Regions from separate parts of the Homo sapiens genome. Here region 2 is linked to region 1. Evidence: read pairs that join two places in POLR2A ChIA-PET (ENCODE). Cell type or tissue: Caco-2. All regions are shown on one strand. Each heading gives the region's core, and the rest is flanking DNA. Links, peaks and the distances in the headings are about the cores only.

Region 1 (16,268 bases), core at 5,692-13,691:
AACTCCTGACCTCAGGTGGTCCGCCCACCTCAGCCTCCCAAAGTGCTGGGATTACAGGTGTGAGCCACCATACCTGGCCCATTTTAACCATTTTTAAGTGTACAAATGAGTAGCATTAGGTACATCCACATGGTTGTGCAGCTGTCACCACCATCCATCTCCAGAACTGTTTTCATCTTCTCAAGCTGAAACTCTGCACCCATTAAGCACTAACTCCCCATCCTCCATTCCCCCAAACCCCAGCAACAACCATTTTACTTTCTGTCTCTATGAAGTTTACTCTAGGTACCACACATAAGTGGAATCATGCAGTATTTATCCTTTCAATGAATTACCTCTTAAATTAAAAAAAATTAGTATTTAAAAAATAAGATTAAACTAATGAGAACCAGTTCAGCCTTGTTAAATCCCATGATGCCCAACAATAAACAGTTCAGACGTGATTTAAGCAGCTCACTGGATGTCTCAACATGACAAGACTTAGCAATGTCTTGGCAAAGACTTACTTTTTCACCTCTTTCCATTCCCAAGTTTCCTCAAACCAGTTTGGGTGGGAGTAGAGCAGAAGCTAGAGAACAGGAGGAAGGTTTAGGGATGTCAAAACATCATTCCAGGTGTGCCTGCCACCTCACCCCACTAGCCTTTGCCTGGGAAATGTTTATAGCAGAACAAGAACGACAATGAAACTACTAACGATTAATTATACCAGCTGTCATCTATTAAACACCTTCTGTGGGCTAGGTCCCATTTAAAGTCCATTATGTGTATTATCTCATTCAATCCTCATAGCAGCTCTATGAGTTAGATATAACTATTATCCTCATTGGGCAGATGGGGAAATTGAGGCACGGGGAAGTTGGATAACTTGCTCAAGTTCACACAGAGAGTGGGAAGGCAAGATGATTTGAACCCTTGGCGGTCTGGTTTATTGCCCATGTTCCTCACCAGTAATTCTCAAACCTGAGTACATGTCAGAATCCCAGGAGGGCCTGTGAAAGCTCTCCCCTCCAGGGTCTCTGATGCAGTGGTCTGGGGTGGAGCCCCAGAATGTGCAGCAGAGCATTCTCGCTGTGCTGATGCTGCTGGTCCGGGGACCACACATTCAAAACCACTGCTCCCAACAAACTTAAAGGTAACTGCCATGTCTTGAGGACCTACTACAAATCAAGAACAGAAGGACTCTGAGAGAGGTTGCTTCCATTTTGCAGCTGAGGATTTGAGCACTAACAAGACTGAGGACTCGTTCAAGTTCACAGCCTGTATTCCAGGCCAGCTTCCTGAATGCCAAAGCCCCTGTCTCTTGCATCCCACTGCCACACTGATAGAACGAGGATAGGTGCTGTAGGCAGGGTAGTAATAGGGCACCTCTTTAAAGCAATGTTCAGTAAATATTTGTTGTTTATTTTAGTGGAGGCAAGAGAAATTGAATTTCTGTTAAGAAAATTATACATCTCACACATGTTATCTTTATGTTCAAAAATAGAATTAGCTGGGAGCAGTGGCACATGCTTGTAGTCCCAGCTACTTGGGAGGCTGAGCCGGGGAGGAATGCTTGAGCCCAGGAGTTTGAGGCCAGCCTGGGCAACATAGTGAGACCCCGTCTGTTAAAAAAAAAAAAAAAAGAAAATAGAACTACTCACCATAGCCTAACTTTTTAACCTCTGTAGCAGTGTCTTTTGCTTTATTTTATTTCTGTCACTCGTAGTTGAGTAGCATTTGGCCATTCACAGTCATTAAGTTTCAAAGTTTTGTTCAAAATTTACTAAGTTTGCTTTGTCCTTTGTGATTCTGATGTTGGCATAATAGCTCCTTGCCTTTTTTTTTTTTTTTTCTTTTAGACAGAGTCTCTCTCTGCTTCCCAGGCTCGAGTGTAGTGGCTAGATCTCGGCTCATTGCAACATCTGCCTCCTGGGTTCAAGAAATTCTCATGCCTCAGCCTCCCAAGAAGCTGGGATTACAGGCGCCCACCACCATGCCCAGCTAATTTTTGTATTTTTTGTAAAGGCGGAGGTTCGCCATGTTTGCCAAGCAGGTCTCAAACTCCTGGCCTCAAGCAATCTGCCTACCTCAGCTTCCCAAAGTGCTGGGATTACAGGCGTGAGCCACTGTACCGGCCAACATCTCCTCAATTTCTAAAGTTCTTTTTCTGCTTTCTGTGCTGTTTTACAGTTTATCAAGCCAGACAAATTCTGAGAAAAACTAGTAAAGGATTTAAGTTTGAGACTTTCAGCCAGCTCTAGGAACCAACCTTATGTTACTGTTGGCCGCTTGACCTCAGAGTTGATGATGGGGCCTATAATTGTGCTACTTGAGCATACATGGACCTAGAGAAGAGTTTTTACTCCCCATTCAAGGTTGATGTCTACTTTGGCAAGATAGGGACAAATTTGTATTTGTCCTGTTACATAAAGAGTCAGGTACAGAGACCGGAATTAAATGGTCCCCTATTTTTTGCTTTTTTTTTTTTTTTCAGTGTTGTTGCGGTCCATTCTGTTGCTACCCATCCAAAGTCTTCCTTGCCTACAGAGCCCTGCTGTTATTCAGGTATTGGGAGTGCAGCAATGTGATAAGGGAAAGCAGAACCCTTCCCCAACTCCAGGGAATCAATTTGATTGTTCTCAAGCGAGTCATGGTAGTCTACACCTTTGTCAGTGATTGATCTAGGAGTGCACATGTGACCAAACTCTGGCCAATGAGATATAGAAGGAATACTGCTGGGGCCTCTGGGGAAGATTTTGCGCCCTGATAAAAGTAACAAAAGTTATTCTACTTCTTCTTTTTTTTTTTTTTTTTGAGATGGAGTCTCGCTCTGTCGCCCAGGTTGGAGTGCAGTGGCACAATCTCGGCTCACTGCAAGCTCCGCCTCTGGGGTTCATGCCATTCTCCTGCCTCAGCCTCCCGAGTAGCTGGGACTACAGGCACCTGCCACCACGCCCGGCTAATTTTTTGTATTTTTAATAAAGATGGGGTTTCACCGTGTTAGCCAGGATGGTCTCAATCTCCTGACATCGTGATTTGCCCGTCTCGGCCTCCCAAAGTGCTGGGATTACAGGCGTGAGCCACCACGCCCTGCCCTATTCTACTTCTTAATTCTTCCTTACTGCTGATCTTTTTTTATAGCACTTGTTTCTTTTGCAGAACATTTTTCAGGATACTATAAGTTACTATCTACTTCTCCTAGAAAGGATTGAAACAAATGTTAGAACTAGTTCCCATGAAAAGAAAAACTCCTGTAGCTTTGACCCTACAGCAGTTGCCCAAGATGGGGCCAGAATTGGAATGCTCAGAGTCCATTCTTGGGGACAAAGAACTCCTGGATGTCAGCCATCTCTCTCCTACGAGCTGGTCTCTGGACTTTGGCCCAGTTATCTAATGTGAGAATCTCAATTGCTATATGTTCTACAGCTATATTACTTATGAAGGCTCAGATAGTCTTACAGCTTAAATTACTTCCTGCAAAACCACCCATTCAGAATTCAATATAGCTGGTGCAGAACAAGACAAATCCCTTTCTGTAGGTAGGGATTTTCTGGGTTACAGGGACACCTGTGGGCTGTATCTGAGCCTTTGCAACTGCCCAATTACTACCAGTCATGTACCACTTATTAATTGAATTAATTAACAAAACATGGATGATGGCATCAACTTTGGTTTGGAATTCATTTCAACCTGGCCCAAGACTCTCAGGGTTAGAGATAGACAGCCCTGCTTCAAATCTCCAAGATCAGAAACCAAGGCCATTTTCTCACTTTGGGTTTCTGTATCAACCTTCGAACCTTGGGGCCTGCAAGTAGAGTCACTATTCTGTAAATGACTGAACCCAGAAGGCTCTAACCATAGTCTTTGGGCCAGAGACGGAGTAAAGAAAATCCTTCTTTGGTTTGTAGCCAGAAAGGGGGCCCTCCCACCTCCCAGCCAGTATTTGTCAAAATGCTGTTTTTCCAGACCCAAAGAAGAATCAGGCTTTCATTCTTTCTATGAAAATATTGAATTGTTTTACAGTTCACATGTCTGAATTACACCATTGTCTCTTCTTCTTGACTAGAATTTCTCAATTTTTTAAAAACTCAAGTCTCCTTCAAAGCTTTCTCATACCAAAGTCTATATATTCCTGACAGTCAAGATTGACGCAGCTTCATTTCCTGCGGTTTGGTTAATGAAAACAATCACTATGTAGAATTTATTTTTTGAACCAAAGGCACTTCTCTGGTCTCCGGGGTCCCCTAGACATAGTGACCTTTCCGTGATTTGAGAATGTGTGTTCTAGTCCTGAATAATCCTAATCTTTGCACTTTCAACCTGTGGTGAGTCATTTATTTCTAAATGTAATTAAGGTACAAACCGTGTAAAGCAGGAATTTTATTTTATTTTAGTTTCTGTAACCTGGATAAGGAAATGTAAAAAGGAATGAAATCTTCTCTCACACCCCCCATATTTACTTATTTTATTTATTTATTTATTTATTTATTTATTTTGAGACAGAGTCTCAGTCTGTCACCCAGGCTGGAGTGCAATGGCGCGATCTCGGCTCACCTCAACCTCCGCCTCCCGGGTTCAAGCGATTCTCCTGCCTCAGCCTCCCAAGTAGCTGGGATTACAAGTGCCTGCCACCATGCCCAGCTAATTTTTTGTATTTTTAGTAGAGACGGGGTTTCACCATGTTGTCCAGGCTGGTCACAAACCCCTGACCTCAGGTTATCCACCCACCTCGGCCTCCCAAAGTGCTAGGATTACAGGCGTGAGCCACCAGGCCCAGCCTACTTATTTTATTATTATTACTTCACTCCCTGCAATTGACATGAATTGTTGGCTACGTATCGGTGTACATTTTGCTTTTAGTATACTTTCTCTTAGATCACTAACATTTTATAGCTTGTTACAAGTTCTATAAATTTTTCTTTTTTCTTTTCTTTCTTTCTTTTTTTTTTTTTGATACAGGGTCTCCCTCTGTCACTCAGGCTGAGTGCAGTGGCACAATCATGGCTCATTGCAGCCTCAACCTCCCCAGACTCAGGGGATCCTCCCACCTCAGCATCCCAAGTGGCTGGGACTACAGGCTCGCTCCATCACATCCCACTGATTTTTGTATTTTTTGTAGAGACAAGGCTTTGCCGTGTTGCCCAGACTGGTCTCACACCCCTGGGCTCAAGCAATCTGCCCACTTTGGCCTCTCAAAGTGCTGGAATTACAGGCATGAGCCACCGTGCCTGACCTTAAATTTGCAGGTGTATTCAAGTTAAAATGAGATCATGCTGTATTAGGGTGGGCCTTATTCAATCCTAATTAGGATTATTCAGGATTAGAACACACATTCTCAAATCAGGGAAAAGGCACTACATCTAGGGGACCCGGCAGACCAGAGAAGCACCTTTGGTACAAAAAGTAATATTCCACATGGCGATTGTTTTCATTAGCCAAACGGCAGGAAATGAAGCTTAGTCAATCTTGACTGGTAGAAATATACAGACTTATGAGAAGAGAGAAATTTGAACACATAGACAGATGCACACGTAGGGAAACCCCATGTGGAGACAGAGGCAGAGATTAGAATGTGGAGGAACACCAAGGGTTTCAGGGGTCCCCTAGAAGCTGGAAAAGGCAAGGAGGGATTCTCCCCTAGAATCTTTAGAGAGAACACGTCCCTCCCAACAACTTCATTTTGGATTTCTAGCCTCTAGAACTGTGAGGCAGTATGCTTCGGTTGTTTCAAGCCACCTTGTTTGCGGTACTTGGTTGCTACAGCCCTTGGACAATGTCCACCGTGATGATGGAATGTGAAGATAAATAAGACACAATTCCTGTCATCACAGTGGCCACAATCTAGAAGGCACAGCTGTGGACATTTTTAAATTACAGATTTTTAGTGTGTCATAAGTGTGAATATAAAACTCTGTCCACACTATAGAGACAATGCAAAAAAGGGGGTAACTAACACACTGGAAGTATACAGGAGAAGCTTTGTGAAAAAAGATAATTTTTTTTTTTGACGGAGTCTCGCTGTCACCCAGGCTGGACTGCAATAACCCAATCTTGGCTCACTGCAACCTCTGACTCCCGGGTTCAAGAGATTCTCCTGCCTCAGCCTCCTGAGTAGCTGGGACTACAGGAGTACGCCACCATGCCTGGCTAATTTTTGTATTTTTAGTAGCCTGGGGTTTCGCCATGTTGGCCGGGCTGGTCTTGAACTGCTGACCTCAGCTGATCCACCTGCCTCAGCCTCCCAAAGTGCTGGAATTATAGGCATGAGCCAACGCGCCTGGTCAAAAGATGAATTTTTCCAATTATTTAATTTTTTTTTCTTTTATTATTTTTTTTTAAGAAACAGGGTCTCGCTCTGTCACCCAGGCTGGAGTGCAGTAGTGCCATCATAGCTCACTGTAATCTTGAACTCCTGGGCTCAAGTGATTGGAACCACAGGCATGTGCCGTCGTGCCCAGCTAACTTTTTAAAAGTTTTTTGTAGAGACGAGGTCTCGCTATGTTGCCCAGACTGGTCTTGAACTACTGGCCTCAAGTGATTCTTCCACCTCAGCCTCCCGAAGTGCCGGGATTACAGGCATGAAACTTTGTCTCTTTGTGAACTATCTTTTTATACTGTTTGCTAATTATCCTTGATGGAGTTGTTTACTCTTTTGGATCAGTTTGTAAGTGTTTTGAATATTAGCAGTATTTATGGTATGTTTAAGTCTATCAATTTTCATTTGGCTTTTTCATTGACTTTATTTTTTTTTTAAAGAGAGAGGGTCTCACCATGTTGGCCAGGCTGGTCTCAAACTCCTGGCCTCAAATGATCCTCCCACCTCAGCCTCCCAAATTGCTGGGATTACAGGCGTGAGCCACCAGACCCAACTGACCATTTTTAATTATATCTTTTGTCACATGACATTTTGGGGTTTTATGCAGTCAAATATGTCTATCTCTTTTTTTAATAGCGTCTGGTTTCCAGTATTTGATAAGGGAATCTCCTCTGCCTCTTACATGTAGTTTCCTAGATTTTCTCATAGAATTTATATATTATTATTTTGTTTTTTACATTTAAGTTTTGATCTATCTTAAATTAATTTTTATATCTTATATAAAACAGGGGCCTGAAATTATTTTATTTTTTAATAGATAGCCTTTCCTCACTGATTTCAGCTACTCTCATGACCATATATTAAATTCTCACATGCACTATGAGCCATTTCTGGATTCTCTGTTTTCTCTATTCATTTCCACTGTTTTTTTTCTCTTTTTTTCGTTTCTTTCTTTCTTTCTTTCTTTTTCTTTTGATGGTAATGGTGAGTCTATTCCTAGCCCAGTCCCAACTTGATTTGCTTACCATGACCTCCAATTTCCTCTCAAGCAAGAACCCCTCACAGCCTTCTTTTGCATATTTTTTTTTTGGCTATTGGCATTTGGTATTCATCTTTCCATATAAACCATAAAAGGCTTAGGGTCTCAGGTGAAGGTCCATGTCTAGCTCAGCAGTTGAGTCACATGCTCAGAGAGGCAAGTCAGCTTGGCTTCTCCTTTTTAAACCATTAAACACCAAAGTTCTTATTTCCATACCCCCTTCCATGCTGAAGACCCTGACTGCTCTCAGGGCGTCTCAGACCCTCGCAACAGAACAGGTCTGATTACTTTGCCTGAAAGAGATTGAAGGGTGATTACTCTCTAAGCCAAGAACATGATTTACACTCCTGGGGTGAACAGGGAGTGAAATATGCAAAGGCATCCTAGAACAGCAGAAAAGAAAACACACACACACACACATTTTTAATCTCTGCTGTGTCATATTAAGGAAGTTGGATTTTATCCTGTAGGTATTTAGCCATTTTAAAAGTTTTAGGCAAAGGAGTCACAAGATCAGTTTGACTAGGATGGAGTCAAGGGGGAAGCAGCTGGAGGCCCAGTTAGGCTGGCGCTGCAACAGGCCAGGCAAAGAGGATAAAGATCTAGAATAACACAATTGTCAAAGAGAAAAGTGGACAGATTTGAAAACCTCTTAGCAAGTAAAATTGTCAGGATCGGTGAGAGGTTTGATTTTAGGTTAGACAATAATCTAGGAAGACTCCCCGATTTCTAGGCTGGTTGATGGAGGTGATGGTAATACAGCTAAATGACACGGAAAACACAGGAGGAGGAGGAGACCTGGGTGGCAATATAGATAATAAACTTAGTTTGGGATGTGTTGAGTTTGAAGGCCTGTGAGAAGTGGAGATACTCAGAGGACTTGAAGATTCTATTGGGTTTGGAGCTAAGGGGAGCTCAAGATTGGACAAGCGGTTTTGAGAACCTTCAGGACATACATAATCATCAGGAGAGCTGAGGATGTAACATGGAGGGACACCAACCTTGACCAGAAGAGGAGGAGTCGGAGCCAGCCAGGGGTTCTGAGAACGTGCCACTTAAGAAGCAGAAAGGGGTAACACAGGCCGGGTGAGTGGCTCCTGCCTATGCGTCTGCGGTGGCAGAGGTGGGTGGAACACTGGAGGTCAGGAGTTCGAGAACATCCTGACCAATGTGGTGAAACCCCATCTTTACTAAAAATACAAAAATTAGCCAGACATGGTGGCAGGCACCTGTAATCCCAGCTACTCGGGAGGCTGAGGCAGGAGAATTGCTTGAACCCAGGAGGCGGAGATTGCAGTGAGCCAAGATCACATCACTGTATTCCAGCCTGGGCGACAGAGTGAGACTCTGTCTCAAACAAAAAAAAAAAAAGTGGGGAGGGGGTAACAGAAGATAAGACAGAAGTGTTTCAGGAAAGAGAAAGCAGTCAACTGTGCTGAAGGCAGCAGAGAGGCCTCAGCGGTATCCAGTGGATTTGCAGTTACCAAGTCCATGGTGAGCTTGGTCAGAGCAGTTCCAGTTGACTGTGGAGAAAATAAATCAGGTTTTAAACACAGAGTGAGGACAAAGAATGAGGGAATGTGCCAGATGTCTCCCTTTGTCCTTCCAGATTCACACTCAATGCTTTGCCACTCTGCTGTCTGTCCTGGGCACACAGGCAGCACCAACAGATTCCCATGACTGTTGAGTTTGGCCAACGGTGAGCCCTAGGAGGAGACTGGAGGGAAGGAGGGTGAGATGGGGATATATATATATATCCCCCAACTCCTTCCCTAAGGCTTCTGCCACATTTGCTCAACCAGAAGTCATGGCTTTCCTCCTGGGTCCAGGTAACCACTCCTTCCCACCTCCTCTCAGGCCTAGAGTGGTAACAGCTCTGCTTTTCTAGGCCTGGGATTTTCTACTGCCCCTGGTGTTTCTCTGCAACCTGCCTACACCTTTGCAGACACTCCTTTATTACACCTTCCTCAAATTATCTTTATATGAACACACCATCTGTGTCCTGCTGGAAGCCTGAATGATCCAGGAGGGAAATTTGACTGACAAGAGTAAAGAGACAGAAATACACAAAGGCAAAAGAGGTTTTGTCATGGGGTTTTATTTTTTAAGTGTTGGAGTGGCTTGGATATATTGATAAGCTCATGAAGTTTTAACAGTCAGGTCTTATTTCAAAGGCGTAATCTGAGAGGAAGGAAGAAAAGGCAGAGAGCTCTTTGCTCTCTGGGGTTGGTGACATGTCAAGTGGCCTCACCACAATTGCTTCAGATGTTCTAGAACTTGTGTTTCCAGTTTGTCCAAGACAGTCCAGTTGCCAGGTTTGTCCCGGTTGCATTGGTAAAGCGTTGGTCTGAGCCCTAAGCTGACGGAAAAGGAGACACAGAGGCTAAAGAAGGAGAAAGAACAAAGGTCAGGACCTCAACAAACCTGGACACACCTCAGCGCGCTGAGGCAGTCAGACAATAAACAAAGTAGTTGGTGTTTTCTTAAACTTTGCAAGGCTCTGGATCACCCAGCCCTGCTCACCTTGCCAATCTCGACTCTTATGTCTCTTGGGTCATTGATCTGATTTCACTGTTCTGCCTCAGGGGCCTCCTCTCCCTTTCTCCAACGTCAGGAGCTGTGTTCTGCCCTTGAGCCTGAGCTCCTACCTGCAACCTGGCACTTCTCCCACCTCTAACCCCGGCCAGCTCTTTCTCACCCTCAGGTCTCATCTGAAACACCACTTTCTCCACAGGCTGCCCACCCAACCCAAAGCAGTCCCTTGCTTTATCTCCAGAGCACCCTGGCTCCTCTTCCATAGTGGCTACCACTTCTTAAAATGCATGGAGGTGAAGAATTTTATTTAGAAAGTCTAATTTTTGGCCGGACGTGGTGGCTCACACCTGTAATCCCAGCACTCTGGGAGGCTGATGCAGGCAGATCACCTGAGGTTGAGAGTTCAAGACCAGCCTGACCAACATGGAGAAACCCCCTCTCTACTAAAAATACAAAATTAGCCAGGCGTGGTGGCACATGTCTGTAATCCCAGCTACTTGGGAGGCTGAGGCAGGAGAATTGCTTGAACCCAACGGGAGGCGGAGGTGGCTGTGAGCCGAGATCACGCCATTGCACTCCAGCCTGGGCAACAAGAGCGAAACTCCATCTCAAAAAAAAGGAAGTCTAATTTTCTTACAAGCTTTTTTGTTTGTTTGTTTGTTTTTGTTTTGACATCTATGTCTTTAATCTGTCTGAAACTTATTTTTGTATACAGTAGTCTGATTGTCTCAATAGCTATACAACATTTACCTTCCCGCTTTGCTGTAGTATTTTGTATTTTGTTTGTATTTTTACTTGCATTGCTTATCCAGGGAACTCTGTACCAAAGCATGGCTAAGAGCAGTTGAATGAAGCATCTCTTCTATTTTTCCCCTTTTCTGTCTTCTTTTGTGTTGGAAATAGTTTACCTTTCCTCGTGTTTCCTTTTTCAATTTAGAAGACACAACTAATATTTCTATACTTTTAAGGCCATTCCTTAAATTTTTGGCATCTATTCAAATATGATATATTTTACTAATATTAAAAGTAATTTGTGGCTGGGCACAATGGCTCATGCCCGTAATCCCAGCACTTTGGGAGGCTGAGGCAGGCAGATCACTTGAGGTCAGGAGCTCGAGACCAGCCTGGCCAACATGCCAAAACCCCATCTCTAGGAAAAATACAAAAATTAGCCAGGCATAATGGTGGGCGCCTATAATCCCAGCTACTAACGAGGCTGAGGCACGAGAATTTCTTAAACCCAAGCGGCGGAGGTTGCAGCGAGCCAAGATTGCAGCAGTGCACTCCAGCCTGGGTGACAGAGTAAGACCGTATCTCAAAAAAAAAAAAAAAAGTAATTTGTTATCTAGACAAAGACCTTAGTGTGGTTTAGGTTCCATCTTACCTTCCCCTTCTTAATTTCCACATCATTACATAGAGTTTTTGTTCTACCTTATATGAAACATGTCTTTGTATTATTAATAATACTATTGCAATAATTACACTATACACAATCTAGGCTCATTGCAGCCTCCACCTCCTGGGTTCAGGCAATTCTCCCACCTCAGCCTCTCGGGTAGCTGGGATTACAGGGGCGCTCCACCATGCCTGGTTATTTTTTGCATTTTTAGTAGAGCAAGGTTTCATCATGTTGGCCAGGCTGGTCTCAAACACCTGACCTCAGGTGATCCACCCGCCTTGGCCTCCCAAAGTGCTGGGATTACAGGCATAAGCCACCGTGCCCTGCCACAAATTATATTTTATTGATGTTTTTCTCATTGTTGCTTTCTGTATTTTTCTTCCTTCCATTAAGTTCACTTTTGTTCTTGTTGAAGTTATTTAAATTAAGGGTCAAGGGTAAGGGCAAGGTAAGTATTGTTATTTTTTTGTACGTCTACATTTTTTTCTGCAACTGTGAATAGTTCAGCTGAGTGTTCAAATTTTATGTTGACAGTCAATTTTCTTTGGCATTTTGAAGATATTACTCCATGTTTCTTGGCTTCTATAGTTGCAGATGAGAAGTCTGTTGCCAACTCAATTGCTGTTATTTTGAAGGCAGTCTGTTGCATAATATAGGAGGCTTTTCATGGTCAGCATTTCTGTAGTGATTTGTTGGACTCTCTAACAGCTCTTCCTTTCACCCGGTCATTCATTTAACAATTGTTTACTGTTTAATGATTGTGTACTAGGCCTGTTATTGTGCACAATGACGGAGAGAATAATGACAGAGCTTCTGGGCCCCAGGTCTGGAGAGGGTCTGAATATACTTGGGGAAGTAGACATGAAAATGAAGAAATGACCGCATAACAAGATAAAGCTTTAATGATGCAGACTGATTGTGAGTTTCTAGAATTCTGGCAAGGAATGTGATTTTATTCTATTGAGTTTCTCACAGTTTGTAGCACCATGTCTTACCCACTGAAATCAGTTAAAAATACTTTAACAATTAACCTGAGTATAACATCTCTTTAATATTTTTCTTTTTCTTTTTTTTTTTTTTAACTGAGACAGAGTCTTGCTCTGTCACCCAGGCTGGAGTGTAGTGGCGTGATCTTGGCTCACTGCAAGCTCTGCTTCCTGGGTTCACGCCATTCTCCTGCCTCAGCCTCCAGAGTAGCTGGGACTATAGTTGCCTGCCACCACGCCTGGCTAATTTTTTGTATTTTTAGTAGAGATGGGGTTTCACCGTGTTAGCCAGGATGGTCTCGATCTCCCGACATCGTGATCCGCCTGCCTCAGCCTCCCAAAGTGCTCAGATTACAGGCATGAGCCACCACACCCCACCTAATATTTTTCATTTTAAAATTATTTTAGCTTTCACTTTTCTCCAGTTTCAAATGCATGGTCGACTACTTACTAGCTATCTCTGCCAGGATTTCCTATGAGAATTTCCAGCTCAAGATGCCCTACAAAGAATTCTTTCCTCCAATACCTGGTTCTCTTTTACTCTTCACCTTGATTGTCTGCATTATTCTCAATGCCATCCTCTCCCTAAGCCCGTATCCAACTAGCCTGTCTATTCTAGGTCATAAATATTTTGTGATCTGTAATCTTATCCATTTTCTTATTCCCACCATCTTGGGTCAAACCTTCATTATCACTTTCCTAAACAGGTAAAAAAAAAAAAAAAATCCCAATAGATCTCCCTGCCTTTTACCACTTTTCTCTACAGTCTTTTAATTGCCACCACAGTCTTATTTCTTAAACATTGGATACTGAATTGGTTTTCTATTGCTGCTATAACAAATTACCATAAATTTCATGTCTTAACCCACATTTGTTATCTTGGAGTTTGGGAGGGTCAAAAGTCTGGAATGGATCTCACTGGGCTAAAATTAAGATATCAGCAGGGCTGCTTTCCTTTTGGAGGCTCTAGGGGACAATCTGTTGCTTTGACTTTTCCGATTCCTAGAGGCTGCTTCTCACACTGTTGGTTCATAGCTCTTTTCCTCCATTTTTCGAAGTCAGCAACATTGGCTGAGTCCTTCTCATGATACCATCTCTTTGGTTCTCTCTCTTCTGCCTCCCTTTTCTACTTAAAAGGATCTTTATCCAGCTGGATAATTTAAAATTATCTCCCCACCTCTAGGTCAGTTGATTAGCAACCTTAACTTCTCATTGCGGGGTAACTTAGCACACTCACCAGTCCTTCACATTAGCACTTGGACATCTTTGGTGGACCATTATTCTGCCTACCACAGGTTCAGTACAAATTGAAGAACGCATACCTATAATACCAGAGTCTTTGGGAGGCTGAGGTGGGAGGATCACTTGAGGCCAGGAGTTCAAGACCAGCCAGGGCAACAAAATGAAACCCCATCTATACAAAAAATTATTTAAAAATTGAATGCTGTCTGGGCAGGTGGCTCACACCTGTAATCCCAGCACTTTGGGAGACTGAGTGGGAGGATTGCTTGAGCCTAGGAGTTTGAGACCAACCTGAGCAACATAGTAAAACCCCATCTCTATAAAAAATTAAAAAATTAGCTGGGCTTGGTGATGCATGCATGTAGTCCCAGCTACTCAGGAGACTGAGATGGGAGGATGACGTGAGCCCAGGAAGTCCAGGCTTCAGTGAGCCGTGATTGCATTACTGCACTCCAGCCTGGATGACAGAGCAAGACCCCATCTCAAAAATGAAAATAAGTCCAGATGCGGTGGCTCATGTCTGTAATCCCAGCACTTTGAGAGGCCAAAGCAACCAGATCACCTGAGGTCAGGAGTTCAAGACCAGCCTGACCAACATGGAGAAACCCCATCTCTACTGAAAATACAAAATTAGCCGGGTGTGGTGGCACATACCTGTAATCCCAGCTACTCAGGAGGCTGAGGCAGGAGAGTCGCTTGAACCCAGGAGGCGGATATTGCAGTAAGCCGAGAGAGAGCCACTGCACTCCAGCCTGGGCAACAGAGCAAGACTCTGTCTCAATAAATAAATAAATAAATATAGCAGGACAAAATAGTAAATACATAATGATTATAATTATAGCAGAGAAACTAGACACATAAATATGATTGAAGGAAAATAATAGTAAATGAATAGTTGTTATTGCTATGATTGTGGAACTTGAGTAATTGTTATTCTTTTTTTTTTTTTTTTTTTTTTTTGAGACAGAGTTTCGCTCTTGTTGCCCAGGCTGGAGTGTAAGGGCGCAATCTTGGCTCACCACAACCTCTGTCTCCTGGGTTCAAGCGATTCTCCTGCCTCAGCCTCCCGAGTAGCTGGGATTACAGGTATGTGCCACCACACCCGGCTAATTTTGTATTTTCAGTAGAGATGGGGTTTCTCCATGTTGGTCAGGCTGGTTTCAAACTCCTGACCTCAGGTAATCCACCCACCTCGACTCCCCAAAGTGCTGGGATTACAAGCATGAGCCACCGTGCCTGGCCTGTTATTCTTTTATATCCTGCCCTTACTATAGTGTGGCTGTATAATTGAGGCAGGAACTGCTTGTTATCTACCCAACATCTACTCTCTCTTTCCTTCTTATAAAGATAACATTGATTGTCTTTGGGAAGGTAAAACTATTCCAAGATTTTCTTGCATGTGATTCATTTCTAGCTAATGAGCTACAGAAGAAAGTCATGGATGTGCTTCTGCTTCTAGGATTTTTTTCTTTTCTTTTCTTTTCTTTTTGATACAGAGTCTTGCTGTGTCGCAGAGGCTGGAGGGGAGTGCAGTGGCATGATCTCAGCTCACTGCAACCTCTGCCCCCTGGGTTCAAGCAATTCTCATGTCTCAGCCTCCCAAGTAGCTGGAATTACAGGCGCCCACCACCACGCCTGGCTAATTTTTGTATTTTTAGTAGAGCCAGGGTTTTGCCATGTTGGCCAGGCTGGTGTCGATCTCCCAGCCTCAAGTTGATCTGCCCACCTCAGCCTCCCAAAGTGCTGCTGGGATTATAGGCATGAGCCACTGCGCCCAGCCTAGCATTTTTAAAAATTTTTATTATTATTATTATTTTTTTAAAGAGGGAAGTTCGGCTGGTATGTCTCTTTGGCCTTCCATTCTTTTTTCTTCCCATTTGGAATGTGGCTGCAAAGCCTACAGATGCAACCGCCTTTCTGTGACCGCGAAGCATCAAGCCTCAGGCTGTTGGGCTTCACTTCCAAATGGAGGAGAGGAAAGATGGAAAGATCCCTGGGCTTTGCAGCTCTGGATTTATTTTTGTGTGAGATGAGTAACCTCTGTTTGCTTAAGTTATGGCTCACTGGGTTTTCTGTTATTCACAGCCAAATACAACTCTAACTGATAAAATTACTTCTGTAATTAAAATAAAATAAGAAGAAAAGTTGTCTGATTCCATTCCGTGACTAAACAAGGTTTTTGTTCTTCCTTTTTTGTTTTTGTTTGTTTGTTTGTTTTGAGGTGGAGTTTAGCTCTTGTTGCCCAGGCTGGAGTGCAATGACGCCCAGGCTTGGCCACTGCAACCTCCGCCTCCCAGGTTCAAGCGATTCTCCCAGCTAATTTTGTATTTTTAGTACATACGGGGTTTCTCCATGTTGGTCAGGCTGGTCTCAAACTGCTGACCTCAGGTGATCCACCCGATTCAGCCTCCCAAAGGGCTGGGATTACAGGTGTGAGCCACCGCACCCAGCCTGGTTTCTGTTCTTCTAAGCTCTGCCCACACTCTTCTTTCACCAATCCCTTCTAATCCTTACCCTCATTTCTTTCTTTGTCTAGCAAACTCCTACTCAACCTTCAAAACTCAGCTTAAGACCGGAAACAGAGGCTCACGCCTGTAATCCCAGTGCTTTGGGAGGCCGAGGCGGGCAGAACATCTGAGGTCAGGAGTTTGAGACCAGCCTGGGCAACAGGGCGAAACCTCATCTCTACAAAAATACAAAAATTAGCCAGGCGAGGTGGCGCGTACCTGTAGTCCCAGCTACTCAGGAGGCTGAGGCAGGAGAATTGCTTGA
Region 2 (16,268 bases), core at 3,106-11,105, 160 kb before region 1:
TAGAGATGGGGTTTCACCATGTTGGCCAGGCTGGTCTTGAACTCCTGACTTCAGGTGAACCGCCTACCTTGGTCTCCCAGAGTGCTGGGATTGCAGGTGTAAGCCACTGCATCTGGCCTCAGAGAGCATAATCTGTATTCCCTAGCAGCTGTTTTTACTATTGTTTTTCTTATAGTCTTCAAAGATGTATTGGGCTTTGAAAACCTTTTGGCTCCTAGGAAGAAGCTATTTCTGCTTGGTGGAGTCCTGTCTGAAAGTGAATTCTCTGTTTACACTGCCCCATTCATATCCTGTCCCATGAACTACAGCTACAGATCCTCTTTGTAACACTGCTCAGAATAGAAAGTTTAATTACTCTACCCCTAAAATTTTGCAGATTGCAAGAGGCTATAAGCTACTGGTATAGCCTAGAGATCAAGGGATCTTGTGTGGTGTTATGACAACTACTTCTATTTATATGTGATGTTCACTTTAAATATACACAGACATATCTGTACGTTAGTTGAAGGGGGTCTCAAAAATCTCATCTGACCTTTAATTAGACTCCAATAAGAAGTGGTTAAGACATTGACGTATGGGCCAGGCGTCTCAAAAAAAAAATGGAAAAAAATATTTAAAAAGAAAAAAAAAAGGAAAAAGAATAATATTTTTTTTAAAAAGGCCAGGCATGGTGGCTCACGCCTGTAATCCCAGCACTTTGGGAGGCTGAGGCGGGTGGATCATGAGGTCAGGAGATCAAGACCATCCTGGCCAACATGGTGAAACCCTGTCTCTACTAAAATACAAAAAATTAGCTGGGTGTGGTGGCACATGCCTGTAGTCCCAGCTACTCGGGAGGCTGAGGCAGGGGAATCACTTGAACCCAGGAGGTGGAGGTTGTAATGAGCCGAGATCGTGCCACTGCACTCCAACCTGGTGACAGAGCAAGACTCCATCTCAAAAAAAAAAAAAAAAAAAAAATGCCGGGCGTGGTGACTCACGTCTGTAATCCCAGCATTTTGGGAGGCTGAGGAAGGTGGATCACGAGGTCAGGAGATCGAGACCATCCTGGCTAACACAGTGAAACCCCGTCTCTACTAAAAATACAAAAAATTAGCCGGGCATGGTGGCTCCCACTTGTAGTCCCAGCTACTTGAGAGGCTGAGGCAGGAGAATCTCTTGAACCCAGGAGGTAGAGGTTGCAGTGAACTGAGACTGCGCCACTGCACTCCAGCCTGGGTGACAGAGCAAGACTCCATCTCAAAAAAAAAAAAAAAGATAAAAAAAAAAGAGAGAGATTGATGTATGGCAAAACCAAGGCTGGGAGTTCAGGCCCCACAGAATACCCAGGTCTAGAACTCCTGTCTTTGGAAGCTAATTCTCTTTTGTCCTCACCCCCCTGCCTCACTTAACGATATCTTTCACGGCCTTTCCTCTTCATTCGCACTACCATCTTCCTAGTTCAAGTCATAATGTTAATTCCTAAATTACTGCACTAGCCAGAGAAGGAGGAAAAAAACTGTAAGAAACCACATCAAAATGTCATCTGTGGTTGGTAGACATCTGATTTTAATTTTTTTATATCTGCTTTTCTGACATTTATACATTTTACATAATAAACAAGTTTTATTTTCCTAAAGGAAAAACACACATCATTACTGGCATAGCCTTCACCCTGGTATCTGAGCGCATGTCCATTGTACAACCTATCTGTGCCTAGCTATCAGAGTTGCCTTTCTAAAATGTGTTCTCCAGGCTCCTCTGAAACCCTCAGGGTGTCCTGGAATTTCAAAGTCATAACCCAGACCCACCCTTCCGCCTATCCCCTTATCTCCAACCACACCCAACCCAACCCTCTCTGCTTGGCAGGCCAGCATCCTCCTTGTCCTAGGACCAGGGGAGCTCCATTCAGCTCCTTCGCAGCTACTCTCCTCTATACAGAGAACCCCATACTCTTTGTCCTTTCCTCTTTATCTCTCCAGATGTTATCCTTTGAAGCTCAGCTAGTCTGTGGCCAGACCACCCTGATCACTCCCGATCTCATCTGAAGCTCACCTCAACTCCTTCCTTCTCCAGGTCACCTTTGTCACCTTTTTTAATCTGCATCGGGAATGGCAAACAGGTTTCGTTTTATGTAAACCAAGTCCATGCCATTGACAATGGTTGCATAGAGAATTCTATTTTATTTATTTATTCCAGAGTCTTACTCTGTCACCCAGGCTGGAGCGCACTGCCGCGATCATGGCTCACTGTAGCTTCTACCTCCAGGGCTCAAACAGTCCTCCTGCCTCAATTTCTGAGTAGCTGGGACTACACGCATGCACCCCCATGCCCAGCTAATTTTGTTTGCTTTTTGTAGAGACAGGTCTCACTATGTTGCCCAAGCTGGTCCCCAACTCCTGGGCTCCAAGGATCCTCCCACTTCAGCCTCCCAAGGTGCTAGGGTGGCAGGTGTGAGCCACCGTGCCTCGCCTTGCATGGAGAATTCTGAAAGCCTGCCCATGTTCAAAGGAAAAAGAGTCCTGTGATCATAGTGGTTTTTGCCATAGGCAAAAGAAGGAAAAGTGACAGAATGAATGTGACATATTTTTCATCCAGATTATAATAATTATTTTAGACCTGTGATGTCCAGTACGGAAGTCCCTAGCCACACATGGCTATTTAAATTCAGATTAAAAAGAAGAAAAATAGGGCTGGACGCGGTGCTTCACGCCTGTAATCCCAGCACTTTGGGAGGCCGAGACGGGTGGATCACAGGTCAGGAGTTCAAGACCAGCCTGGCCAATATAGTGAAACCCTATCTCTACTAAAAATATAAAAATTAGCTGGGTGCGATGGCGTGTGCCTGTAGTCCCAGCTACTTAGGAGGTGAGACAGGAGAATTGCTTGAAACCAGGAGGTGGAGGTTGCAGTGAGCTAAGATTGTACCACTGCACTACAGCCTGGGCAACAGAACGAGACTCCATCTCGAAAAAAAGAAGAAGAAAAATAATAATAATTTAATTAAAATTAAGTACAGAAGATGCTCCACCTAGAATTTTTAAACTTCATGATCGTCCAGGCATGGTGCCTCACACCTGTAATCCCAGCACTTTGAGAGGCCAAGGTGGGCGGATCACCTGAGGTCGGGAGTTCCAGACTAGCCTGGCCAACATGGTGAAACCCCGTCTCTACTAAAAATGCAAAAATTAACCAGGTGTGGTGGCACACGCCTGTAATCCCAGCTCATCGGGAGGCTGAGCCAGGAGAATCGCTTGAACCCGGGAAGCGGAGGTTGCAGTGAGCCGAGATCACACCACTGTAATCCAGCCTGGGTGATAGAGTGAGACTCCATCTCAAAAAAAAAAAAAAAAAAAAAAGGGGGTCTAATATCCTTAAAATCCATCGTGAAGTTTATTTACTTTTATTTTAATATTTATTTATTTATTTATTTATTTATTTATTTATTTATTTATTATTTTTTAGATGGAGTCTCGCTTTGTTGCCCAGGCTGGAGTGCAGTGGCACAATCTCGGCTCACTGCAACCTCCGCCTTCCGGGTTCAGGCAATTCTCCTGTTTCAGCCTCCCAAGTAGCTGGGATTACAGGTGTGTGCCACCACACCTGGCTAATTTTTGTATTTTTAGTAGAGAGAGGGTTTTGCCATGTTGGCCAGACTTGTCTCGAGCTCTTCGGGTGATCTGCCCACCTCAGCCTCCCAAAATGCTGGGATTACAGGTGTGAGCCACCATGCCCCGCCTTAGATGCTTTTTTTTTTTTTTTTTTTTTTTTTTTTGTGACAGAGTCTCCTTCTGTCACCCAGGCTGGAGTGCAGTGGCACGATCTTGGCTCACTGCAGCTTCTGCCTCCCAGGTTCAAGTAATTCTCCTGCCTCAGCCTCCTGAGTAGCTGGGATTACAGGCATGTGCTACCATGCCCAGCTAATTTTTATTTTTAGTAGAGACAGGGTTTCACCATGTTGGCCATGGTTGGCCCATCTGGTCTCAAACTCCTGACCTCAAGTGATCTGCCCACCTTGGCCTCCCCAAAGTGTTGGGATTACAGGCGTGAGCCACCTCGCCCAGCCACATTTTTGACTTATGATATTTTTTACTTATGATGGGGTTAATGGAAAGTAGCCCATTGTAAGTCAAGGAACATCTGTAAAATTAAAAATTTTTAATATGGTAGCCAGCGGCACATTTCAAGTGCTTAATAGACATATGTGGCTACTGGCTACTATCCTGATAGCAGCAAAGATACAGAAACTTTCCACCATTACAGAGTTATACGAGATGGCCCTGTTTTATTATTTCTTTCTTTATTATTTATTTATTTATTTATTTATTTATTTATTTATTTTTTTTTTGAGACGGAGTCTCGCTCTGTCGCCCAGGCTGGAGTGCAGTGGCGGGATCTCGGCTCACTGCAAGCTCCGCCTCCCGGGTTCACGCCATTCTCCTGCCTTAGCCTCCTAAGTAGCTATGGCCACAGGCGCATGCCACCATGCCCAGCTAATTTTTGTTTTTGTTTTTTTCTTTTTGAAACAGGGTCTTACTTACTCTGTCACCCAGGCTGGAGTGCAGTGGCACGATCTCGGCTCACTGCAACCTCCACCTCCCAGGTTCAAGCAATTCTCCTGCCTTTGCCTCCCAAGTAGCTGGGATTACAGGTGCATGCCACCATGCCTGGCTAGGGTTTGTATTTTTAGTAGAGATGGGTTTTCACCATATTGGCCAGGCTGGTCTTGAACTCCTGACCTCAGGTCTCCCAAGTGCTAGGATTACGGTGGCTCCCATTTTAGATATGTAGTTACATGACAATGCAAGGAAGAATATATTTGCTTAGTGTGTGTGCCTTGTTTTCTCAGTGAGAGACCAAAAGGGTTTTTTGTTGTTTTTTTTTTAAAAAAGCCTCACTCTGTCGCCAGGCTGCAGTACAGTGGCACGATCTCAGCTCACTGCAACCTCGGCCTCCTGGTTTCAAGGGATTCTCCTGCCTCAGCCTCCCAAGTAGCTGGGACTACAGGCGTGCCACCACGCCCAACTAATTTTTGTATTTTTAATAGAGATGGTGTTTCACCATTTTGGCCAGGATGGTCCTGATCTCTTGACCTTGTGATCTGCCCGCCTTGGCCTCCCAAAGTGCTGGGATTACAGGCATGAGCCACCACACCTGGCCCAAAACATTTCTATGGGCAGTAATCTTCGCTTACATTTATTTTGTAACCTTAGTGCACCTAACCAGTGCTAGATATATAAGAAATACTTCGTAAGTATTTGTTGAATTGATTTTTTAGTACTTAATGGGCAGTGCACCATTAAAGTAAAGTGTATGAATTTTGAAATACGAAAACAAGTTTCTGGCCCCTTCTCTTCTGCAAACTAACATGTGACTTAGAATATCTCATTTAACTGAAGCAGGTCAGTTTCCTCAAGGGTAAACAGTTGTAGACTGGACTATATTGGAAGATTCTTCCAGGTTTGGAATTTTGTGGTACATATGGAGTATTCACTTTTAAATAAAAACGTACACCCCCCCACCCCCCAAACACACACACACACACACAATGAAAACTAGCAGGTTAAAAAATATTCTAGCTTATTTTAAACTTCATTTGTCCTGGGAGGCTGAGGCGGGCGTTACCAGTTGAGGCCAGGAGTTCGAGACCAGCCTGGCCAACATGGTGAAACCCCGCCTTTACTAAAAATACAAAAGTTAGTCCGGGCGCAGTGTCTCATGCCTGTAACCCCAGCATTTTGGGAGTCCAAGGCGGGTGGATGACTTGAGGTCAGGAGTTCAAGACCAGCCTGGCCAACATGGTGAAACCCTGTCTCTACTAAAAAATACAAAAAAAAAAAAAAAAAAAAAAAAATTGCCAGGTGTGATCTCAGCTACTTGGCAGGCTGAGGCAGGAGGATCGCTTGAATCTGGGAGGCAGAGGTTGCAGTGAGCCGAGATCACACCACTGCACTCCAGCCTGAGCAACAGAGCTAGATTCCGTCTTAAAAAAAAAAAAAAATTAGCCAGTTGTGGTGGCATACGCCTGTAGTCCCAGCTACTTGGGAGGCTGAGGTGGGAGGATTGCTTGAACCCAGGAGGTGGAGGTTGCAGTGAGCCAAGATCACACCACGACACTGCAGGGTGGCTGCCTGGGCAAGAGAGAGTGAGACTGTCTCAAAAAAATAAAATAAAACAAACACAAAACCAACAACTTCATTTATCTAATTTTTCAAAGATATAAGCCTAGCATTTCCAGATTAAATTCTCTGCCACAGCTATAGCTGACTTGGGCAAGTCAGATGGAGAGGTAGTTGCCTTCGTCAAACCTGGTGAGGTTTTGTACTATCTTTAGTCTCACTACATGCAGCAGTCACCAGTCAATGCTGCCAGCCCTTTTCCATTGCTCTAAGTCAGGCATCAGTAAACTGTGGTCTGTTGTCTGTTTATGTGTGGCCCTCTAGCTAATGGTTTTTACATTTTTAAAAGGTTGCAAAAAAAAAAAAAAAAAAAAAAAAAAAAGAACCAAACTGGGCAGCACAGTGAGAGACCCTGTCTCTACATAAAATAAAAAAATTAGCCAAGTGTAGTGAAGCACACCTGCAGTCTACTCAGGAGGCCGAAGCAGGAGGATCCCTGGAGCCAGGGAGGTTGAGGCTGCAGTGAGCTGTTATGGCACCACTGTACTCCAGCCTGGGTGACAGAGGGAGATCCTGTCTCAAAAACAAAAAACAAAAACCCCAAAAACAAAAAACAAAAAGAAACAAATAAAAGAATAATATGTAACAGAAAACACATGGCTTGCAAAGCCTATAGTATTTACCTAGCCCATGACAGAAATGTTTGCCATCCTCTGTACTCAGTGACTTTCTTGTACAGACCCAACCATTTTTTAAGGCCAATCGTTTTCTGAAGTGTTCTAAGGTCCTGTGACTCAAACACCATGGAATTAAACTCTATCTTCTCTATGATTTAGAAAACTCTGAAGACAGGGAAGGGCAGCCAGGCTGGCGGGGAGTAGATGGGGACCCTCGGCTTGATCAGCTTTGTATTGAAATACTACAAAGTAGGCAGGATCCCGTGTTCTGAAAGCAGAAAGCGAGTCCTTGGATCCAGAGTCTGTGTGTTCTGGTCTTGGCTTTGGGAATTTGATGAGTCACGGTTTCTGGCTGTGTCCTCCTTGACTTACAGCTTTCACAAGAATGAATTCTGAAGGTCCCATGAAGGGGGAGAGCTGTGAGAATCGTCATCTAAGGTCCATGCTTGCATTTCAGTTTGTCCTTCTTTTTCTTTTTCTTCTTGTTGCCTCTCCTTTGAGCACTCCGGGGATCTAGATTGGATGGGCAGCTAAAGGGACTGAAATGAAGAGGCAAGAGCCAAACTTCAGGCCCTAGAGCAGGGCTGGGCCAGTATCTGAATTCTGATAGCAGCACTGCCAGGCCAGCCCCAGGGCAAATGCAAAGTTGATTGGTTTTTCTTAAGAACTCTTACTTTTCTTTCTGATGCTCACTGCCAGGTGTCCAAGGGCCCTGGAGCTTCCCAAATCTCCTTTCTACTTAAGCCTATTCCCTAGGTTTTTACCAAGCCTTGGCTTTTAAAATGCCCCTCTTCTTAGTTACCAAAAAACTCCAGTTTTTGCATTTTTTCCCCTATTTATCCTTTTTTTCCCCTTCCTCTCTTTGTCCCATTCTTTCCTCTAGGCTATTTTCGAAGTTCTTTCGCCCCTGGCTTCTGTATACACAACTGCCTTTAGAATAATCCAGTGTGCCTCACCTTAATAAAAATCCAGATTTACAAAACAAAAATTGTTTGAAAGGTGAATGTTTTTGTTAAAGAAATCTGGCCAATATGAAAGACCAGCATCTCTTTTTTTATGTTTATCACTTTGTTTGTGACAGTCTCACTCTGTGATCTGCAACCCTGCCTCCTGGGTTCAAGCGATTCTCGTGCCTCAGCTTCCCAAGTAGCTGGGACTACAGGTGTGCTAATAGTCGTATTTTGTACTAATAAAATAGCTGGCTAATTTTCGTATTTTTAGTAGAGACAGGGTTTCGCCATGTTGGCCAGGCTGGTTTCAAACTCCTGGCCTCAAGCAATCTGCGCACCTTGGCCTCCCAAAGTGCTGGGATTACAGACCTGAGCCATCATGCCTGGCCATGTTTATCACTTTCTACATTTCATTATAGCAAGCGGTAACTAGGGGAGGTCCCCTAGTTGGGTGCAAGCAGATTCATTTTTGTATTTGCAAATCATGTAACACAGTGAAATTCATAGCCTTACCCCCATACTGGATCATAAAAATATTTTACTTTCCCTATTTTGTTTACTATCAAGCCTGAGCTCATTAAATATATCCAGTGGCCTGGATCAGGATCATGTGAAAAACAGGACCTTGGCTTGCTTACAACGTTTGCATTTGTTTTGGTTGGTACAGATTCATTTGGATAAATTCCCAGCTTATTCTCAAAGAAGATTCTAGCGCAGTACCGGGCTCCCAGTGGCTTTTCATTCATAGTAATGAGCATTAGCCGAGCGTGGTGACGTGCGCCTGTAGTCCTAGCTACTCAGGAGGCTGAAGCAGGAGGATTGCTTGAGCCCAGGAGGTCAAGGCTGCAGTGAGCTGAGCGGTGTCTGTGCACCATTGCTGCATTCTAGAATTCCCAGCCCAGAACTATGCTGTTGTCATGCCTAGGAAAGCATCCATGAGAAAATCCTTTTCTGAGTCCGAATGCCAATTCCAGTTCTGGTTAGAATTCCTTGACACACACGGCACTTCCAGCCTTGGTTTTCACGGTTGCTGTGATAGCAGAACACACAGCTGTGAAACAGAGAGAAGATGAGCAACAGAAATGGATGTGCTAAAATGTGAGATGAAAATATGCAGAAAAGCCAACCATCTTTAGAAATCTCATTTATTCAGGGTTCAGTGTAAGCCTAATAGGTACAAGCTGAGATTTTGGAGTCTGGTGGGTTCCAGTCTTGCTTTCCACCAATAATTAGCTTCACTTGACTTCTTTGGGTTTCCGTTTCCTCATTTGTATGAGAAAATAGGGATCATGAGAGTACTTGCCACATGAGATTTGGCAGGAGGTTGTATATGTCGAGAATTTAGCACTGTGTCTAGTACACAGCAGGTGCTTAATAAATGTTTGTATTAGTGTTTTAGCACATGTGGGAGGGACATAGCCGAGTGCAGTGTTTCTCAAATTTTGGGGACTCTGGACATCTTCACAGACAGATAAGATACAGGGCACTCAATTGGCTGTAACTTCAGATAAACAGTAAATAATTTATTAGTACAAGTATTTCCCAAACATTGTATGGAACATATATGAAAATATTCATTTCTTATCTGAAATTCAAGTTTAATTGGGCACCCTGAAGTTTTATTTGCGAAATCAGACAACCCTGTTTTCCTTTCCTTTTCTTTTCCTCTTTTTTTTTTTTTGAGACAGGGCTCACTCTGTCACCCAAGCTGGAGTGCAGTGGCGCGATTACTGCTCACTGCCGCTTCAACCTCCCAGGCTCAGGTAATCCTCCCACCTCAGCTTCCAAAGTAGCTGGGACCACAGGTGCATGCCACTATGCCTGACTAATTTTTGGTATTTTTTGTAGAGACAAGGTTTCACCACGTCACCCTGGCTGATTTTTTTTTTTTCCTAGATGGAGTTTTGCTCTTGGCGCCCAGGCTGGAGTGCAATGGCGTGATCTCAGCTCACTGCAACCTCTGCCTCCTGGGTTCAAGCAATTCTCCTGCCTCAGTCTCCCGAGTAGCTAGGATTACAGGTGCCTGCCACCATGCCCAGCTAATTTTTGTATTTTTGGTAGAGACAGGGTTTCACCATGTTGGCCGGGTTGGTCTCCAACTACTAACCTCAGGCTATCTGCCCGTCTTGGCCTCCCAAAGTGCTGGGATTATAGGCGTGAGCCACCACGCCCGGCCTACCATGGCTGATCTTGAACTCCTGAGCCCAAGCCAGGAGGGCTGGGATTACAGGCATGAGCCACTGTGCCTAGCCCTGTTTTTATATTCTTAAAAATTATTAGCCAGGTGTGGTGGCTCACTCCTATAATCCCAGCACTTTGGGAGGCTGAGGCGGGTGGGTCACTTGAGGTCAGGAGTTCAAGACCAGCCTGGCCAACATGGTGAAACACTGTCTCTACTAAAAATATCAAAAATTAGCCAGGCATAGTGGCGCATGCCTATAATCCCAGCTACTTGGGAGGCTGAGGCATAAGAATCGCTTGAACCCCGGAGGCAGAGGTTGCAGTGAGCCGAGATCATACCACTGCACCCCAGCCTGGGTGAGTGAGACTCTGTGTAAAAAAAAAAAAAAAAAAAAAGATTTTTGAGAAATGCAAAGTGCTTTTAAAGTGCTTTTATTTGGGTTCTATATATTGATATTTACTGCATTAGAAATTAAAATTAAGAAAAATATTAATTTCCTTTAACAAGAATAATAGTAAGCTCATTTTTTATGAAAATGTTTTCATGAAAAATAATTATATTTCCAAAAAAAGTAGATAAAGAGAAGATCATGTCGTTTATATTTTTTCAAATCTCTTTGATGATTGTCTTGATAGAAGTCAGCTGTATGCTCATATTTGCTTCTGCTTCAATCTATTGAGGTATGTCATTTTCACTGAAATTCTATAGGGAAAGAAAATTCAACCTCACAAAGATATGCAATTGGAAAAGGGAGGAATATTATAGTAGAATTTTTGGATTATTGTGAACATTCTTCTTTGATACTAAACCCAAACTCTACAAGAGGTAGTTTTTGTTTTGTTTTGTTTTGTTTTGTTTGAGATGGAGTCTTGCTCTGTTGCCCAGGCTGGAATGCAGTGGCACAATCTCAGTTCACTGCACCCTCTGCCTCCCAGGTTCAAGAGATTCTCCTGCCTCAGCCTCCCGAGTATCTGGGATTACAGGCGCCTGCCACCACGCCGGGCTAATTTTTGTATTTTTAGTAGAAACAGGGCTTCACCATGTTGGAAAGGCTGGTCTCGAACTCCTGACCTCAGGTGATCTGCCAGCCTTGGCCTCCCAAAGCTCTAGGATTACAGGCGTGAGCCACTGCACCCAGCCAAGAGGTAGTTTCTTAAAGGTTAGTTGCAGCAGAATCTGAAACCATAAAAAGGAAATTTTCATGCTCTGTTACATTAAAATTGGTTGGCCCATCTTGAACTTTGAATGGACTGCTTACCCATGCATGATTCTGTAACATCATGGTTGGTTATTTGGAAAATATTGGTTCACTGAATTGTGAAGATCTTCCAAATATTGAAACATTTCAGTATGTATTTTTAAAAATCCACATTTGTTAATGTCATAGCTGATCTCATGAGAAAAGCCTTTAATCACTGACAAGCAGTCAAGCTTGTGGTGATAAATGCAGGTTGCCCCCAAATTTTTTCTTCCTTTTTTTGTATTTTTTAAAATTATTTTTCTTCTCCTTGCACAGCAGAGCTAACTCATAGGCAGTACACCCAGAGTTAGCCAGGTTCCCCCATATTTAACTTTTGCTTGAAAGCTTGAATTTGATCATTGGAAATCAATACTGTCTGTTGTGTTCTTTGAAGTGCCAGGGTCACTTCATTCATTTTCTAGAAAAGGTCTGCCAAATATTCAAGTCTAAATAATCATAGTTTGTTTTATCAAGTAATGTAGCCTGTGACTCTCAAGTGATTTTTCCTTGAGACAGCAATCATAATTTGGTATACAGTAGAAGTGCTTTATCATACTTTCTGTTTCATCGCACAGAATATTTTTAAAACATCTACTTGAATTGAGACTTAATAAAATAAATAGGCTGGATGTGGTGGCTCATGCCTGTAATCCCAGCACTTTGGGAGTCTGAGGCAGGTGGATCACCTGAGGTCAGGAGTTCAAGACCAGCCTGGCCAACATGGTGAAACCCCATCTCTACTAAAAATACAAAAATTAGCTGGATGTTATGGCAGGTGCCTGTAATCCCAGCTACTTGGGAGGCTGAGGCAGGAGAATCACTTGAACCCAGGAAGTGGAGGTTTCAGTGAGCCTAGATTGTGCCACTGCACTCCAGCCTGGGCAACAAGCAGACTCTGTCTCAAACAACAGCAACAAAAAAATTAAAATTAAAAAATTTAAAACATTTTAAAAAGAAATAAAAAATAAAATAAAATTAATACTGTGTTACCAAATACATTCTTAAGGAAAATTGGCTTTAAAAAAAGGTAGAACAACTTCAAATGCCTGGTGGTAAAAAAATGCCACAATTACTAGTATACTTTGGTGGCACTGCCTCTCACACGGCTAGAAGTTTTAGCCACCATTGCCTTTTTATCACTAGTCCGTGTCAATGCCGTGTAAAAGGGAAATATGTTAGTATTTTTAAGAACCGTGGAGCCTCTCAGCATTCCAGGGACCTCACTTTGAGAACTGCTGGTCTAGCGGTTGATGTCCCCATGATAGGCAGCACCGGACAGTGTAGACTGATCTCCCCTCTCCTATTGCAGCCCCTCCTTCCTTGGGCAGTTTGGGAAAGCACCAAGAGCCCCTGGGCCCTTTCTTACACATCTGTTGAGGTTGGCTAGGTGATGAGCAGTTTCTGAGGTCACATTCATGGTACTCTTTGAAGTCCTCTAAAGGGGTTTGAGTATGATTCATGGGCATTCCTAAACCTTTGGAAGATTCCGGAAGATTTAGAAGCTCCAGATTAAATCTCTACCTCTCCTTTCTCCTCTACTATTTCCTAGTGTCCAAGGGAGCTCAAAACCCCTTTCAGAAGCTGAAACTATTCTGCAGGCCAAATATATACTAGCCTCAAAGATATTCAGGCTAGACATGGGCCCCTACAGCTGAAAGATGCTTTGGAATAGGCCTGGGGCGATAGAGCAGCACTCCCCAGAGACACATTATTCTGCCCTATTGCAGCTCTGCAGTTGAAAATTCTAGGGGTATACCTGCATGCTGGCATACCAAAACCAATAGAGAAAAAACTCCACTTAGAATCACATGGCTGGAGGTGGAAAATGCTATTATAAAACATTTCTATTGCACAGAAGGCACAGTCCTTTCTCAGGGACACATAATTTAGTCTCTGAGCAGCATGAGACTTTTATGTGCCAAGTGCCGTATAGAACACGGGGAATTCTAATACAACCTACAGGGTTTAAAGTCAAATGACAAATTTGTGATCACAGAAAAAAAAGAACATAAAAGGCTTACCCAAAGTGGGAGAAGCCATATTTTTTGGTTGGATTTTATGGTCAAAGGAGGGCTTCAATATGAAATAGAGTTCATCAGTAGATTTCAAAGTGAGCAGTAGAGATGATCTTAATTAGGGATAAGAGGGTAGGGTGGGCTGGGCACGGTGGCTTATGCCTGTAATCCCAGCACTTTGGGAGGCCAAGGCAGGTGGATCATGAAGTCAAGAGATCGAGACCATCCTGGCCAACATGGTGAAACCCCGTCTCTACTAAAAATACAAAAATTAGCTGGGCATGGTGGCGGGCGCCTGTTGTCCCATCTACTCGGGAGGCTTAGGCAGGAGAATTGCTTGAACCTGGGAGATGGAGGTTGCAGTGAGCCAAGATTGAGCCACTATACTCCAGCCTGGGCAACAATAGCGAGACTCCGTCTCAAAAAAAAAAAAAAAAAAAAAAAAAAAGGAGGGTAGGGTAGAGGGAAGTGGGAGAGGAGGGTGAGGAGACCAAGGTAAAGGATTGAAGGATGCTGGGTGTGGTGGCTCACACCTGTAATCTCAGCACTTTGGGAGGCCGAGGTGGGCAGATCACCTGAGGTTGGGAGTTCGAGACCAGCCTGACCAACATGCAGAAACCCCATCTCTACTAAAAATACAAAATTAGCCGGGTGTGGTGGTGCACACCTGTAATCCCAGCTACTCTGGAGGCTGAGGCAGGAGATTCGCTTGAACCCGGGAGGCAGAGATTGCAGTGAGCCAAGATCGTTCCATTGCACTCCAGCCTGGGCAACAAGAGTGAAACTCCATCTCAAAAAAAAAAAAAAAAAGATTGAAGGAGAAAAACAGTTGAACTGGTTCTGGTCAGAGGTTGGCAGAAAATACATGCAAGTGATTTTTATTTTTTATTTTTTTTAAGGACAAGATCTCACTCTGTTACCCAGGGCAGAGTACAGTGGTGTGATCTTGGCTCACTGTAGCCTCAACTACAGTGAGGAGTCCCGGCCCAAGCAATCCTCCCACCTCAGCCTCCCAAGTAGCTTGGACCACAGGCGCATGCCACCATGCCTGGATCATTTTTTATATTTTTTTTTTTATAGAAACAAGGGTCTCACTATGTTGCCTAGGCTGGTCTTAAACTCTGGGCTCAAGTGATCCTCCTGCCTGGGACTCCCAGAGTGCTGGGACTACCGGTGTGAGCCACCACTCCTGGGCTGGATCTTGATTTAGACCAGGCTTGTCCAACCTGTGGCATGTCCAGGATGGCTTTGAATGTGGCCCAACACAAATTCATAAGCTTCCTTTGGGATTTTTTTTTTTTTAAAGCTCATAAGCTATCATTAGTATCAGTGTATTTTATGTGTGGCCCAAGACAATTCTTCTTCCAGTGTGACCCAGGGAAGCCAAAAGATTGGACACCCCTGATTGGGCAGTAGGGTGTGTAGGCTACAGTGTGCATGTGCATGAGAGTGTGACTCAGGCAAAGAGAAGGGCTCCAACTGGGACCCGCTGAGGTTCTCAGATCTGTCATTATTAGCTGTGTATCCTTGGGCAGCCTCTCTGAGTCTGTCCTCTCATCTGTCTGTTTAATTAAATGAGGTGTCATATATCAAATACTTGATTATTGTAGGCACTTGAGATGCAATGTTTGCAGCTGGGCGTGGTTGCTCACGCCTGTAGTCCCAGCACTTTGGGAGGCCGAGGCAGGTGGATCACTTGAGCTCAGGAGTTCGAGACCAGCCTGACCAACACGGTGAAACCCCATCTCTAAAAAAATAGCAAAATTAGCCGGGTGTGGTGGTGTGTGCCTGTAGTCCCAGCTACTCAGGAGGCTGAGGCAGGAGAATTGCTTGAACCCGGGAGGTGGAGATTACAGTGAGCCATGATGCCATGATGGCACCACTGCACTCCAACATGGGTGACAGAGTGAGACTTCATCTCAAAAAAAAAAAAAAAAAAAAAAAAAAAAGAAAAGAAAAGAAACAATGCTTGTTTTGTGGTGTGATTTGATGGCTATCTTATTGGCTATCTGGACTTCATAATCCCATTTTCTCATCCTCATTGAAATACAAAATAAATAAATAAATAAAAGCAAAGCAACTACCTTAAAACCCCAAATTCTGGCATTTGTTTATATAGTGATCCTTCTGTATCCATGGGGAATTGGTTGCAGGCCCCCCAGATTTTGGATGCTCGAGTCCTCTATATAAAATGGTGCAGTATTTGCATATGACCTACACATATCTTCCCATATACTTTGAGTCATCTCTAGATGACTTAGAATACCTAATCCAATGGAAATGCTAGTAAGTAGTTGTTATGCTGTATTGTTTAGGGAATAATGACAAGAAAAAGAAGTCTATGTGTTTAGTACAGACACAGCCGTCCTTTTCACATTTTTACATTTTTAATTTTTTGTGGGCACATAGTAGTATATATATTTATGGGGTACATGAGATTTTTGAATATTCTTGATCTGTGGTTGGTTGACTTCAGGGATGCGGAACCCACAGACACTGAGGGCTGACTGTACGTAGAATATATGCCTTTGAAACACTGTTTTGGATTCAGATTTTGTGTCTTCAAACTTTTTTTTATCAAAATTTAAGTATATTTCTGAACAGTAAGGCATTGGACTCCATGCCAGGGGGTGCAGAGGTGAGTGTTCTGGTGATCTAGAAAGGAGTTGAGGGTCGGGCACAGTGGCTTATGCCTGTAATCCCAGCACTTTGGGAGGCCGAAGCGGGTGGATCATTTGAGATCAGGAATTCAAGACCAGCCTGACCAACATGGTGAAACCCTGTCTCTACTAAAACTACAAAGAAATTAGCCAGGTGTGGTGGTGCATGACTATAATCCCAGCTACGCAGGAGGCTGGGGCAGGAGAATCTCTTGAATCTGGGAGGTGGAGGTTGCAGTGAGCTGAGATTGTGCCACTGCACTCCAGCCTGGGCAAGAGGGCGAGACTCCATGAAAAAAGAAAGAAGGAAGGAAGGAAGGAGGGAAGGAAGGAAGGTGGGGAGGGAGGGAGGGATGGCATTTGAGGACACGCAAATACCCTAATGCAGAGTGGAATGAGACAGGTGACCCAAGAGGGGTGCTCATGGGAAAGACTTCTGTGATAGG

What was found. Peaks named below come from ENCODE experiments on the same cell type or tissue, not always from the same donor. Only the 100,000 strongest peaks of a DNase experiment are listed, where the experiment ranks them.
Region 2: POLR2A ChIA-PET joins it to region 1 with 5 read pairs; 1 of 35 experiments calls an interaction of 5 or more read pairs at or near these places.

The regions. Positions count from the first base shown.
Region 1 is chr4:40,357,144-40,373,411 of GRCh38, reverse strand. No RefSeq gene overlaps it. Among named protein-coding and RNA genes, the nearest start is that of CHRNA9, 30 kb to the right of the region's middle. In Caco-2, for the core only: no CTCF peak of the experiment used is centred there; DNase peaks (open chromatin) are centred at 5,741, 9,231 and 9,761.
Region 2 is chr4:40,517,002-40,533,269 of GRCh38, reverse strand. The region is part of intron 2 of RBM47 (RNA binding motif protein 47); the gene reads left to right. Among named protein-coding and RNA genes, the nearest start is that of MIR4802, 23 kb to the right of the region's middle. RefSeq lists enhancers at 6,092-6,892, 6,893-7,692. In Caco-2, for the core only: no CTCF peak of the experiment used is centred there; DNase peaks (open chromatin) are centred at 7,109 and 7,299.